Regions from separate parts of the Homo sapiens genome. Here region 2 is linked to region 1. A link is an interaction called in ENCODE POLR2A ChIA-PET data of the cell type or tissue named here. Cell type or tissue: K562. All regions are shown on one strand. Links, peaks and the distances in the headings refer to the core of each region. The heading gives the core; the rest is flanking DNA. Region 1 overlaps CIT (citron rho-interacting serine/threonine kinase). Region 2 has its middle 34 kb from the start of CIT.

Evidence for each region. ChIA-PET counts read pairs that join two places held together with the same protein. Peaks named below come from ENCODE experiments on the same cell type or tissue, not always from the same donor. Only the 100,000 strongest peaks of a DNase experiment are listed, where the experiment ranks them.
Region 2: POLR2A ChIA-PET joins it to region 1 with 5 read pairs; 2 of 35 experiments call an interaction of 5 or more read pairs at or near these places.

Annotation. Positions count from the first base shown.
Region 1 is chr12:119,819,475-119,826,232 of GRCh38, forward strand. It overlaps CIT (citron rho-interacting serine/threonine kinase), which reads right to left. Exons shown (of 48, transcript NM_001206999.2): 8 at 5,691-5,894; 9 at 3,346-3,499. Among named protein-coding and RNA genes, the nearest start is that of CIT, 54 kb to the right of the region's middle. In K562, for the core only: no CTCF peak of the experiment used is centred there; no DNase peak of the experiment used is centred there.
Region 2 is chr12:119,907,454-119,914,211 of GRCh38, forward strand. No RefSeq gene overlaps it. Among named protein-coding and RNA genes, the nearest start is that of CIT, 34 kb to the left of the region's middle. In K562, for the core only: no CTCF peak of the experiment used is centred there; a DNase peak (open chromatin) is centred at 3,348; H3K27me3 peaks cover 456 bases.

The DNA of each region.
Region 1 (6,758 bases), core at 1,020-6,019:
CATTTATATATCCTGCCAGGACCACCTCTTGAGATAATGAGTTTTAGAAGATTATTACCTGCTGTGTTAAGCAGTACTTCCTTTCATTGGTTACAACAAGAAAAAGAAGAATTGGGGGTGAAACCGCACAAAGGCTAATGTTGCTTTTAACAAGGGACAATCTCTTATTGCAGAAGGCAGAAATATTCGACAGCCTGGAACCACCAGGCATTTAAGCAGCATCCATGAACTTGGGAAACTTAATGATTCGAAGTATTTCGGTTGATGAAAATCACTCAACATGTGTTTATGAAAAACAGTGCTAGATAAAAGCATAATTTATGTTACAGTTACCTAGTTAGAAAATAGCTTAAAGAGCATGGAGTCAAGCAATGTTTTCAATCACAAATCTCTGAGTTGATTGCAAATAATGCAGGGATCAGAGGTTGGTGAAAAACAGGAAAATTTGCTAGGAGACACTGAAGTTAATACCATGCCTCTCTGCATAGTCGGAAATGCCATAAAACCACCAGGAAAACACAATACCAATCCTCGGTGGGCATGAAGATCCCACCTGCTGGCTGAGCTACACTAAGTATCTAAACTAGGACCAGTCCCATCAAATATAAACACCCTAACTGCAATATGGTACCACGGATTGATTCCTGAAACAGAAAAGGGACATGAGTGGGAGAATTGGTAAAATCCAAAAAAAGTCTGAAGTGTAGTTAACAATAATGTACCAATATTAGTTTTGACAAATAGTTTTTCAAACACTTAGACAGTGACACTGTTATGTAAGAGTTAACACTGGGGGCTGGGTGCGGTGGCTCATGTCTGTAATCCCAGCACTTTGGGAGGCTAAGGTAGGCAGATCACCTGAGGTCAGGAGCTTGAGATCAGCCTGACCAACATGGTGAAACCCTGTCTCTACTGAAAATACAAAAAGTAGCCGGGCATGGTGGCGCACACCTGTGGTCCCAGCTACTCGGAGGCTGAGGCAGAAGAATCACTTGAACCCAGGAGGCGGAGGTTGCAGTGAGCCGAGATCGTGCCACCACACTCCAGCCTGGGCGACGGGAAGACTGTGTCTCAAAAAATAAATAAATAAATATAAAAAAGAGTTAACGTTGGGGAAAACTGGGTGAAGGGTATGTGGGAACTCTTCCATACTATCTTTGCAACTTTTCTATAAATCTAATACTATTCCAAAATAAAAGATTTATTAAAATTAGGGCTGGGTGCAATGGCTCACGCCTGTAATCCCAGTATTTTGGGAGGCCAAAGCAGGAGGATCACTTGAGCTCAGGAGTTCAAGACCAGCCTGGGCAACCTGGTGAAACCGCGTCTCTACAAATACAAAAAAATTAGCAGAGTGTGATGGCACACACCTGTAGTCCTAGCTACTTAGGAGGCTGAGGTGGGAGGACTGCTTGAGCATGGGAGGTCGAGGCTGCAGTGAGCCGTGATCACACCACTGCATTCCTGCCTGGCCCACAGAGTGAGACTCTGTCTCAAAAGTAAATAAATAAAGATTTACTTAAATTAAAAGAATTTTTTGGCCAGGCGTGGTGGCTCACACCTGTAATCCCAGCACTTTGGAAGGCCGAGGCAGGCAGATCACCTGAGGTCAGGAGTTCAAGATCAGCCTGACCAACATGGAAAAACCCTGTTTCTACGAAAAATAGAAAATTAGCTGGGTGTGGTGGTGCATGCCTATAATCCCAGCTACTTGGGAGGCTGAGGCAGGAGAATCGCTTGAACCCAAGAGGCGGAGGTTGCAGTGAGCTGAGGTCGCACCACTGCACTCCAGCCTGGGCAACAAGAGCAAAACTCCGTCTCAAAAAAAAAAAAAAGAATTTTTTAAAGCAAATACATTTTGTGAGTCTTCAGAGCCACTACACTGGGAGCTGGGAGTCAAATATATTATGCCTAATTTATAAGTTAAGCTTTATATAACATAGGTATGTATGCACAGGAAAAAAGGTAGATGGGTTTCAGTACTATCATCAGTTTCACACATCCACTGGGAGACTTGGAACATATGTGCCACAGATAGGAGGGTGGGGGACTACTTTAACTCTACTCAGGTAATCACCATTCACTGACTTACTTAAGTGGAGATACATTCTTAGACATGATCAGCAGGTTCATGAATAAAAAAAATTAACTGCTTATTCAAGAAGATTACAGAGATAAAAAGGCAAGACAAGAAAAGATTAAGTACTTGAACAGCATCTAAAAGAAAGTCTATTACATCTTTCTAAAAGCATAAAAGGAAGAATGCCCTGAAAATATATTACTGATTAGAAGGTCTGAACCTTGGAGATTTGGGGGGAGATGTCTATTTATTTAGAAAAATAAAGCAATGTGGCCACCCGAATAATAAAAACATTTGCCAAGAAAGATTTATGGAAATGCGACCTACTTAAATATTTCAGCAGAAGGTTAGAGAAACCATCAAAATGGTTTACAACTGGACAATACTGATTTTTTACCATACTATGTCCTAGCTGAAGGTGCAAGCAATTATAATTATAACACATCTCCAATCAGAAGCCTGGTTTTGACACCTAGAAACAGATTCCATTTCCCAACCTCCCTCCATCACCAAAAACAAAACACATACTCAAACAGGATAACTGCTTTCCTACTGGCTCTAATCCGTGCTGATCATTCAGTAGAACACATTCAATCAACAACACATCCAAGAATTAAAAGGATTTTTAAAAGATCACCAACTGGTAAAAGAAAAAAGAGCATTGTGTGGTTTCTGTTGATAATAAACCAGGTCTTTGTTTTTAATGAATTCATTCAGTTTGCACTAACTGATTATAAAAAGTGATGTATGAATGAATCTACTGTGCATATACATTATAGGTTTTACATGCTTGTGAGCAAAGACAAATATTATCGAGGGAAACAAATGAATAAACACAGGGAGGTGTTTATGGTTTTTGTTTAAACTCAGCCATTAGCAGAACAACCTGGGCATGTTGCCTAATCTGAGTCTTTTTCCTGATATGTGAATGAAATACCTAGATCCACTTTTTTGGAAGAAACTGTGTCAAACCAAGTGACAACCTTCAAACTCCATTAATCTGTGCCTCTAACTTACTGAGGGATAATATTCTAAAGGCCACATAAACACAGAGTTTGATAAATGACCCAGTTCTACACAAACAATTTTAAGGCAGAATTATTACTCAAAGACAGCTACATCATTAGCCTTTACTACTCCTGTAGATAATTAAAGCCTTTATTTATGTAATTTACAGAAGCTTCTTTGGGCCAGAACAATCTCAGATCTCTCTTGAGTGTTTCATAATCCCAACATCCCAAATTAAGGAAAACAGCCCTACTTACAGTTACGAATGTTGTTCCAGTCAATTTTAGAGAAGAAAGGATGGCAGCAAAGACCTTCAAACTTCAGTCTCTCTTTCTGGCCGCACAACAAGCTTTGAATCAGATCAAGAAAGTCACTGCTCACTTTGGGGTCATCTGGAAATTTCAAAAACCGCTGTTCCAAAAAAAATAAGAGAATTATTTCCTTAGTAGGGATTCCGTTTCTCATGCTGCAAAGTGAAGAAAGTATTTCTCATATATGCAAGTTTCTTTTTTTTTGTTTTTTAGAGAAGGAAGTTTCGTGCCCTCTTCCCTTTGGACCAAAGGCGTGTTCCCAAAATAAGTGGCCTGTTCACATCAATAGGCTTAGTTCCTTTGTAGGGGTTCAGCGTCCTCCATGGCTTGACCCCGGCTCCCCTTCTCATCTCATCTTGCCACATTCCCCATCTCTCCCTTTGCTGTCCAACAATGATGAGCTATTTAAAGATCCCTGAACAAATCATGCTGTTCTTGCTGCTTTCCTTGGCTACCTTTTCTATCCTATAACTCCTTTCTGCATGTTCCCTCTGCACTCTACTTTTGCACACACACAATGCGCTGTGATTTCAGTGTGATGAAAAAGAAAGAAGGCAGAGAGGGCCTGCTTCTTCTGCTCATCCCTGTAAACCTGCTACCTAACAGTACCTGGTATGATAACGCACTCGTTATTGAATGATTGAATGAGTGAGTGAGCTAAAGGGAAGGAAATAAATTAGCTCCAAGAGTCATCTAAGGGGAAATTTTCACTCAAGAGGAGGCTCAAGAATAACAAATAATGTATGTACATAAAAATATGTATTAAGCATTCCAGAAAGATGAAAATTAGGTGAGATACAAAAATCTAGGAAATACGTTCCTTTTCCTTTTGGTTGAAACTAAAACATATACATTTATCAGAGCCTTAAGAAATGAGCTTCACAGGCTAGGCACAGTGGCTCATGCCTGTAATCCCAATACTTTGGGAGGCCGAGGCAGGCGGATCACCTAAGGTCAAGAGTTCAAGACCAGCCTAGCCAACATGGTGAAACCCCATCTCTACTAAAAATACAAAAATTAGCCAGGCATGGTGGTGGGCACCCGTGATCCCAGCTACTCAGGAGGCTGAGGCAGGAAAATCGCTTGAACCCAGGAGGCAGGGTTGCAGTGAGCCGATATTGTGCCACTGCACTCCAGCCTGGGTAACAGAGCAAGACTCCATCTCAAAAAAAAAAAAAAAAAAAAAATAGGCTTAATGTAGTAGAAAGCACAGTTATTAGAAAATAGTTTTACTGTATATATATATATATATATATATATATATATATACAGTAAAACACATATCTATATGTAATTGTATTTCTAATTCATTTCCTCATTCAATTGTAATACCATATTCAACAGTTAGTACTAAGAAGGAGTATATCGAAAAATCAAGAGCATGGACTTCAGGGCCAGACTGCCTGTGTTATTTCAGGCCAGTTACTTCACCTTCAGTGCTTTGGTTTCCTCATCTATAAATGAAAATAATAATACTTACCTCACAAGGTTGTTTGAAGATTAACTAACTGACTAAACTATATCTCCTCAATTCTAAGACTCACAGTTATTCACAGTTAACAGCACTGAAATCAAGATGCATTCTATAATCAATAAAAATATCATAGACTCATTGGCAACAGTTTTTCTTCCGTAGCAGTACATAAAATAATGGTGTAGTCTTATCATTACTGGCAGCTGAGATTCCGTGAAATACAATTAATAAAATGTTTAGAATAGCCTTTGGCACAGAGTTAAGTGCCATATAAGTATTTGCTATTATTATTTTCCACCACTGCTGAAACACTCATTCACACAATTTTTAAATAACATCTAACATTCTATAAACATTCATTCACACAATACGTATAAAATATTCATGAACACAATTTTTAAACAACATTCTAGAAACATTCATTCACACAATTTTTTGGTTTTTTGTTTTGTTTTGTTTTGTTTTTTAGACGGAGTCTCACTCCGTTGCCCAGGCTGCTGTAGTACAGCGGCGCGATCTTGGCTCACTGTAAGCTCCGCCTCCCGGGTTCATGCCATTCTCCTGCCTCAGCCTCCAGAGTAGCTGGGACTACAGGCGCCCACCACCACAACTGGCTAATTTTTTTGTATTTTTTAGTAGAGATGGGGTTTCACCATGTTAGCCAGGATGGTCTCGATCTCCTGACCTCGTGATCCACCCACCTCGGCCTCCCAAAGTGCCGGGATTACAGGCATGAGCCACCACGCCCAGCCTCATTCGCACAATTTTTAAATAACGTTTCTCAATGTGACTTCGAAATCTTCTAAGGACTCTTTACCTGGAAATTCATAATGTTATTGAAGGTTCTGGCAGAGGTTCCCTCTGCGAAGGGGGATCTCCCATAAATCATCTCATAGGCAATCACGCCCACTGACCACCAGTCACAGTCCAGGCCGTAGGTGCCTTTTCCATCCCCGTTCATCACAGTCAGCACTTCAGGAGCCATGTAATCTGGGGTCCCAATCGGGAGTTTGGCATTCACCTAGAATCCCATCAATAAAACGAATACAGCAAACTTTCAATTATCCTCAAGTAGACTGCCAACAGCCACATTTCAGACACAAGCTGATTTGCCACTGATTACTATTCTCCCAGGCACTTAAACCAGCTGTCAAGTGGCACACTGTCAGGAAATGCAAACGCTTTACTAATTTAAAAAAAAAAAAAAAGCACACAGCATATAATGCAATCCAAGGGCAAAAGGGCAAGAATTGTTGATGATATACACACAGCCTTCAGTTATACGAATGAGAGTTGGATATACCGGGAATGGAAGATGTCTTTCCTAATACAAGTTATTGACATGATGGAACTTCTCTTATGATAACAGCAAAATGATAATAAACTCTAAAAATGAATCTAAAATATCAACCTAACCATTACTAGAAAACTGGCAGTTGGCCAGGTGCAGTGGCCCATGCCTGTAATCCCAACACTTTGGGAGGCCAAGGTGGGTGGATCATTTGAGGCCAGGAGTTTGAGACCAGCATGGCCAACATGGTGAAGCCCCATCTCTATTAAAAATACAAAAATTAGTCAGGTGTGGTGGTGCACACCTGTGGTCCCAGCTACTCGGGAGGCTGAGGCACAAGAATCGCTTGAACCTGGGAGGCGGAGGTTGCAGTGAGCCAAGATTGCGCCATTACACTGCAGCCTGGGTGACAGCGAGACTGTAAGAAAAGAAAAGAAAAAAGAGAAGAGAACTGGTGGCTAACTGGCAAGATAATATTACAAATCTCAAGTTCAAAAATTTGGAAAACTGCCTTTGGAATTAACGTTCCTACTTCAACCCACCCACAGGGCAAGACATGATAATTAACTTCCACCCAGGGCCCAAGGTTAATGA
Region 2 (6,758 bases), core at 1,012-6,011, 88 kb after region 1:
ATGGAGGTCTTCAAGAATATATTATTTCATGGCATAAAAACATGGACCAGCTGCAGTGGCTCACACCTGTAATCCCAGTGCTTTGGGGGGCCCAGGCGGGAGGATCACTTGAGCCAGGGAGTTTGAGACCACCTTGAGCAACACAGCAAGACCCTATCTCTACAAAAAAAAAAAAAAAATTTTTTTAATTAGCTAGGCCTAGTGGTACACACCTGTAGTCTAAGGTATTCATGAGGCTGAGTCAGGAGGATCGCATGCGCATGAACCCAGGAGTTTAAGGCTGCAGTGAGCTATGATCATGCCACTGCACTCCAGCCTGGGTGACACAGCGAGACCTTGTCTGTAAAACAAAAACAAAGTTAAATAGGCCAGGCATGGTGGTTCATGCCTGTGATCTCAGCACTTTGGGAGGCCAAGGCAGGTCAATCACCTGAGGTCAGGAGTTCGAGAACAGCCTGGCCAACGTGGTGAAACCCCATCTCTACCAAAAATACAAAAATTTGCCGGGCATGCTGGTGGGTGTCTGTAATCCCAGCTACTCGGGGAGCTGAGGCAGGAGAATCGCTTGAACCTTGGAGGGGGAGGTTGCAGTGAGCCGAGATCGCACCACTGCACTCCAGCCTGGGCAACAGGGTGAGATCCTGTCTCAAAAAAAAAAAGGCAAAATAAATTCTAAAAATTTAAAAGCAGAAATGTGTGAACCTTAGATGGTAGGGCAGATTCTAGCACATGCTAAACAGGAAATAACAGAACAGCAATGAATCGATTTTGTGAACTCCCACAGTTTGCTGTTATCTAAGATGAAACTCCTGAAAAGGGAGAACAATGGGTCGATGCATCAACATACATTGTGTTCACAGCAGATAAAAGCAAGACAGGACCTTAATGTGACCAATTTCTCTGGGCATAAAGATTTTCCACAACCATTAGGCATTTCTCTTTCAACTGGCGTGCTTGGTAGTGTATTTTTAGAATCAAATTTCTCCTTCAGGGGTGGTGTGGTTTGAAGATGATTGCCCTTCCAAGGCAGTTTTCTCTCTGTTCCCCATTAGCAGGGTCTAAAAAAACAGCCTTTGAAAATCCAGGTTTTGTGCCTTCAAGAGCACAGTTTCCAGCTCCCTTTCCTTTGCCAAGTAAAAACTAATTCTAGCACTAACAAAAGGGTAATTCACCTAAGATTCTCCACCAGTTTTTCACTCTGTGTAACTAAGATTCTTCAAGGAACAAGAAATCATTAAGATTGAACATTTTTTGGAAATATTTATGGCAGCCAATCAATGACAGAAATTGGGGTCTATCCATCATAAAATAATGTATGGAGAGAGTCTTGTGTTTTCTAAGCTACTAAAGTGTCTCTCTATTCACTGATACTAGTCAATAAAACAAGAACAACCCTATAAGCTGCTCCGAATGCCTGCTGAAAATTAAATGGACATATCACTCAGGTCTGTCTGTTTGTCGTTGTTTTTAGACAGGGCCTCATCCTGTTTCCCAGGCTGGAGTGCAGTGGCATGATCATAGCTAACTGTAACCTCGAGCTTCTAGGCTCAAGCCATCCTCCCACCTCAGCCTCTTGAGTAGCTGGGACTACAGGTGCACACCACCATGCCTGGCTAATTTTTAATTTTTTTAAGAGATGGGTCTTGCTATGTTGCCCCGGCTGGTCTTGAACTCCTGAGATCAAGCACTTCTCCCACCTCAGCCTCCCAAAGTGCTGGGATTACAGGCATGAGCCACCACTCCCAGCCAGATCTATCTGTATTCATTATCTATTGCTATATAACAATACTGCCAAAACTTAGCAGCATAAAACGACCTGCATTTATTATCTCATAGCTTCTGTGAGTCTGGAGTCCAGGCACAGCCTAGGTAGGTGCTCTGCAAAGCTGCAATCAAAGTCCCAGCCAGGGCAGTGGGATCTCATTCCAAGGTCTGACTGGGGAAGAATCTGCTTTTAAGCCCACATGATTGCCGGCAACATTCAGTTCCTTGAAAGCTGTAGCTGTAGCTTCTTACTCACTGTCAGTGGACGCCACTCCCAGTTTCCCTTGCCCCATGGCCCTGTCCACAGAGCAGCTCACAAGATGGCAGCTTGCAAGGGAGAAAGTCTCTCAGCAAGACACACACGACAATCTTATGTAACGTGATAACCCATCATCTTTGCCATAGTCACCTGGTTAGAAGCAAATCACAGGTCCTGCCCACACTCAAGGCAAAGGGATCACACAGGATCTGAACACCAGGAGATGAAGATCATGGGGACCACCTTGGCCACCTTACAGTCTGTCCTCTGCACTGTCCAAACTGGTTGCTAACATCACTTTAGCTTAAACATCAAGATCTCCATCCCATGGCTGACCATCCTCTGCCGTGAATCCTTTAATTCCAGTATAGCATTTACCCCAAATTGAGGACGATCTTGGATGATGGTATTTTCTTATCTGCTCCCTCTTTCTCCTTCCATTGTCTACCTCCCCTCCAAATACCAGGAATCCACACTGCTGCTCTGGTGGGCACAGCTCCCTGAGCATTGCTTGGATGCTTCCCAGTGGAGGTGCGTCCATCTCTAGAAATGTAACTGTGTACATGGAGATCCCCACCATTGCCACTGTCATCACCATTACAGTTCATTAGCACCATGGGCCAAAGCACAGTGTCAGACATGGACTGTGACACAAAGAATAATGAGGCATGGTACTCAAGATGTATACAATCCAGATGAAAACTGCTTTAAGTCTTACCCAAGGGAGAACTGTCAACCTAAAGGGCACAGTGGACAGCTCTTAAAGTTATAAATAATCCGCATATGTCATTTGTGTAATAACAAATTTTTTTTTTATAAATTACTTGCAACTGAGAGCATAAGCTAAGAGCTGAGAGTCAACGTCCCTTACCCTACCTTCTGAAACAGAATCCAAAATATCCTGTGTGGGCCCAGTGCAGTGGCTCACGCCTGTAATCCTAGCACTTTGGGAGGCGGAGGTGGGCAGATCGCCTGAGGTCGGGAGTTCAAGACCAGCCTGGCCAACATGGTGAAACCCCGTCTCTACTAAAAATACAAAAATTAGCCGGGCATGGTGGCGCAAGCCTGTAGTCCCAGCTACTCAGGAGGCTGAGGCAGGAGAATCACTTGAACCCGGGAGGTGGAGGTTGCAGTGAGCCAAGATCGTGCCACTGCACTCTAGCCTGGGCAACAGATAGAGACTCATCTCAAAAAAAAAAATCCTGTGTGAAACCCCCCTCCCTCCCTCCCTCATCTTCTCAGTCCTCATCTTCTCAGCCATAAACTTTAGGCAATATTGATCCAACTCCTCCTCCAGGGGTGGGCCTGTATCCAGCATCAGCCAATCAACTTATCCCGTACATTTTCCCTATGATGATTGGTTCACAATTGAAGCAGAAACCCAACCAAAGTCAACGATAGGTAAGGAGATGCTTACTGTGGTCTTTGGGAAAGAAAAGTCTCCTCTCTCTTGAGGAAGATTTCAGAAGAGGTTCTTCTCTTACACTAGTGCTATCCAATAGAAATATAATGTGAGCTTCATATTGAGATTTCAATTTTCTATTGGCTGCAGCTTAAAAAGGAAAAGGAAAAGGTGAAATTAATTTTAATAATATGTTTTATTTAATCCAATATAACCAAAATATTATCATTTCAGTGTGTCAATAGTAGAAAAAAATCAATATTTTACATTCTTTTTTTTCATAGTGAGTCTTTGAAATCTGACATGTGTATTTTATACCTTCAGCACATCTCAAATCAGACCTAAACAGATTTCTCAAGAGCCACGTGTGACTAGTGGCTACTATGAAGCTCTGGACAGTAAAATATAAGGATATGAAACTTGATCTGCTTTACTCATAGCACAAGTAGGTGGAAAAGGAGGACTTTAGGATGAAACTGACCACAACTAATAGGAAAAAAAAAAGAACTGGGTCCTCACTGACATCATTGGAGTCATTGGCTCAAGCTTCACTTGAAATCAGCATGACCTCAGAAACTCAGTTATGCGAGCCAATAAGCTCAATTTACTGTTTAAATGTATTCAAGTTGAAATTCCTATCACTTCCAACAAAAGAATCTCAACGGACACAGAGAGTGAGCGATGATATAAAGCAATTTATTATGTGCCAAAACTGAAGAAGGGACAGTAAGCATCAAGTGTGTAGAGAAAGGATAAATCAACTTGAGACTAGCCTGGGCAACATAGCGAGGTTCTATCTCTATTAAAAAAAAAATTGTAGCAGGGTTTCTCAACCTTAGCACTTTTGACATTTTCAGCTGCATAATTCTTTCTTGTGGTGCTGTCCTGCACATTGTGGGATGCTTAGCAACATCCCTGGCCTCCACCCACTAGATGCCAGCAATACCCTTTACCTCTGGTTCTGACAACCAAAGGGGTCTTCAAATATTTCCAGTTGTCCCCAGTTGAAAGCCACTGGGCTAGAGGTGGTATTTGTAATAAATCTGGAAGACTTGTTGGGATGTACTGTTATAATAAATCTGGAAGGCTTGGTGGGATGTACTTAGAGATAATGATGTAAATAAAGGTACCAGGGAAAGAGAACAAAAGGCTCATGAGGAAATCAATCATCATCACTACTAAGTCTCAGCTATGGTTGCCAACAACAATTAGAACATTAAATCTTATCTAGAAGCTCATTTTTAAAATATTTTTTTAGAGATGGGGTCTCACTTTGTTGTACAGGCTTGTCGCAAACTCCTGGCCTCAATCCTTCTGTTTAGCTTCCCAAAAGGCTGGGATCACAGGCTCAGCCACTACACCTGGCCTAAAAAATATATATATATTTTAATTCTTATCATACACTGTTGGTAGAAACTGAAATCGGCAGAAACCTTTTTGGAGAGGAATTTGGCAACATCTATGAAAATAAGAAATGTTTTAACCTTTTGTCCCAACAATTCTTCCTCTAGAAATTTGCCTTACAGTAAAAAACTTTTCCTAACATCATAATAATAACTGGGCCAAGATCATGCCATTGTACTCCAGCCTGGGCAACAGAGCAAGACTCTATCTCAATAAATAAATAAATAAATAATGACTCTGTGTGTACAAAGAAAAATATCTAAGATACATATGCCAAGGTATCTTATGGGATGTACAGTGCCATCCCATACAAATAAGATAAAGATCTATTGACATATGCTTGGGAAAAGTTAGGGAAATATATATAAAATGTATCAGTGGTTATCTTGGGTGAAATGCATACTGTGGTATGGGAAAGAAATGAGGATTACACTCTATCCATTATATACAAAATGTAAAAATAAGTAATTCAAAATCTAAGCCATTGAAACTCTATTTTGAGCCTTAAAGGAATGTGATTATGGGGACTGAGTCATGTGATAGGCAGCTGTAACCTAGACAGCTGTAACCTTTGTTTCTCTGATTATAAATTAGCCATCTTCTTTTTTTGTTTTTGTTTTTGTTTTTTTTAGTTTTTTTCCTTTTTTTTTTTGAGACAGTCTCGCTTTGTCACCCAGGCTGGAGTGTAGTAGCACGATCTCAGCTCACTGCAAGCTCCGCCTCCCAGGTTCACGCCATTCTCCTGCCTCAGCCTCCTGAGTAGCTGGGACTGCAGGCGCCTGCCACCATGCCCAGCTAATTTTTTGTATTTTTAGTAGAGACAGGGTTTCACCGTGTTAGCCAGGATGGTCTGGATCTCCAAACCTCGTGATCCACCCGCCTTGGCCTCCCAAAGTGCTGGGATTACAGGCATGAGCCACCGGGCCCGGCCTTTTTGTTTTGTTTTTGAGACGGAATCTCACTCTGTCACCAGGCTGGAGTGCAGTGATGCAATCTCAGCTCACTGCAACCTCTGCCTCATGGATTCAAGTGATTCTCCTGCCTCAGCCTCCCAAGTAGCTGGGACTACAGGCGCACACCACCACATCCAGCTAACTTTTGTAGAGATGGGGTTTTACCATGTTGGCCAGGATGGTCTTGATCTCCTGACCTTGTGATCTGCCCACCTCAGCCTCCCAAAGTGCTGGGATTACAGGTGTGAACCACCGCGCCCCAGTGCCTAGCCAGATTAGCCATCTTCCTAAACTATGTTGTTTGTAAAATGTTGCAAATGACTAAAGGGCACCAGAGAAGACCCCTTGCCTCTTTACTGTTGATTTTCATTATAGATTAACTTCCTGCTTACCCTTCTCACACAAAGATTTCATAGCTATCACATTGTCTTAAGATGGAATGCTAAATATACTCTTTTAAATTGGAAAGGAAATGCAAGCCAGCTGTAAAGAAAAGAAAACAAGCCTTAAGGAAAAGAAAACAAACTGTAACTAATTAAATTGTTGTAACTCATAAACCAGGCTTATGTAGAAAATGTTACCATTCTACTAGACTCTGTTTTCTGCTTATAACCAAGAACTTAACTTTCAACTTCGGAACTCTCACCTCATTTCTCTGGAGTCTGTCTCCCAGATTGGCTATTCCCAGCTCTTCGCTTGAATAAACTCTTTAAGACTAGATTCTGATGCTTCCAATTATTTCAGTTTGGCATCAAAAATTATTCCCCACCCAAGACCCTGGCACTGACTTCTGCAGAACAGGACCTATTTGTTAGGTAAAAACTTTGGGCGGGGTGCATTGGCTCACACTTGTAATCCCAACACTGAGAGATGCAGAGGCAAAAGGATAGCTTGAGCCCAGGAGTTTGAGTCCAGCCTGGACAACATAGCAAGACCCCATTCTCCACAGAAATGAAAAAAAGACTTTGGTGTGCAT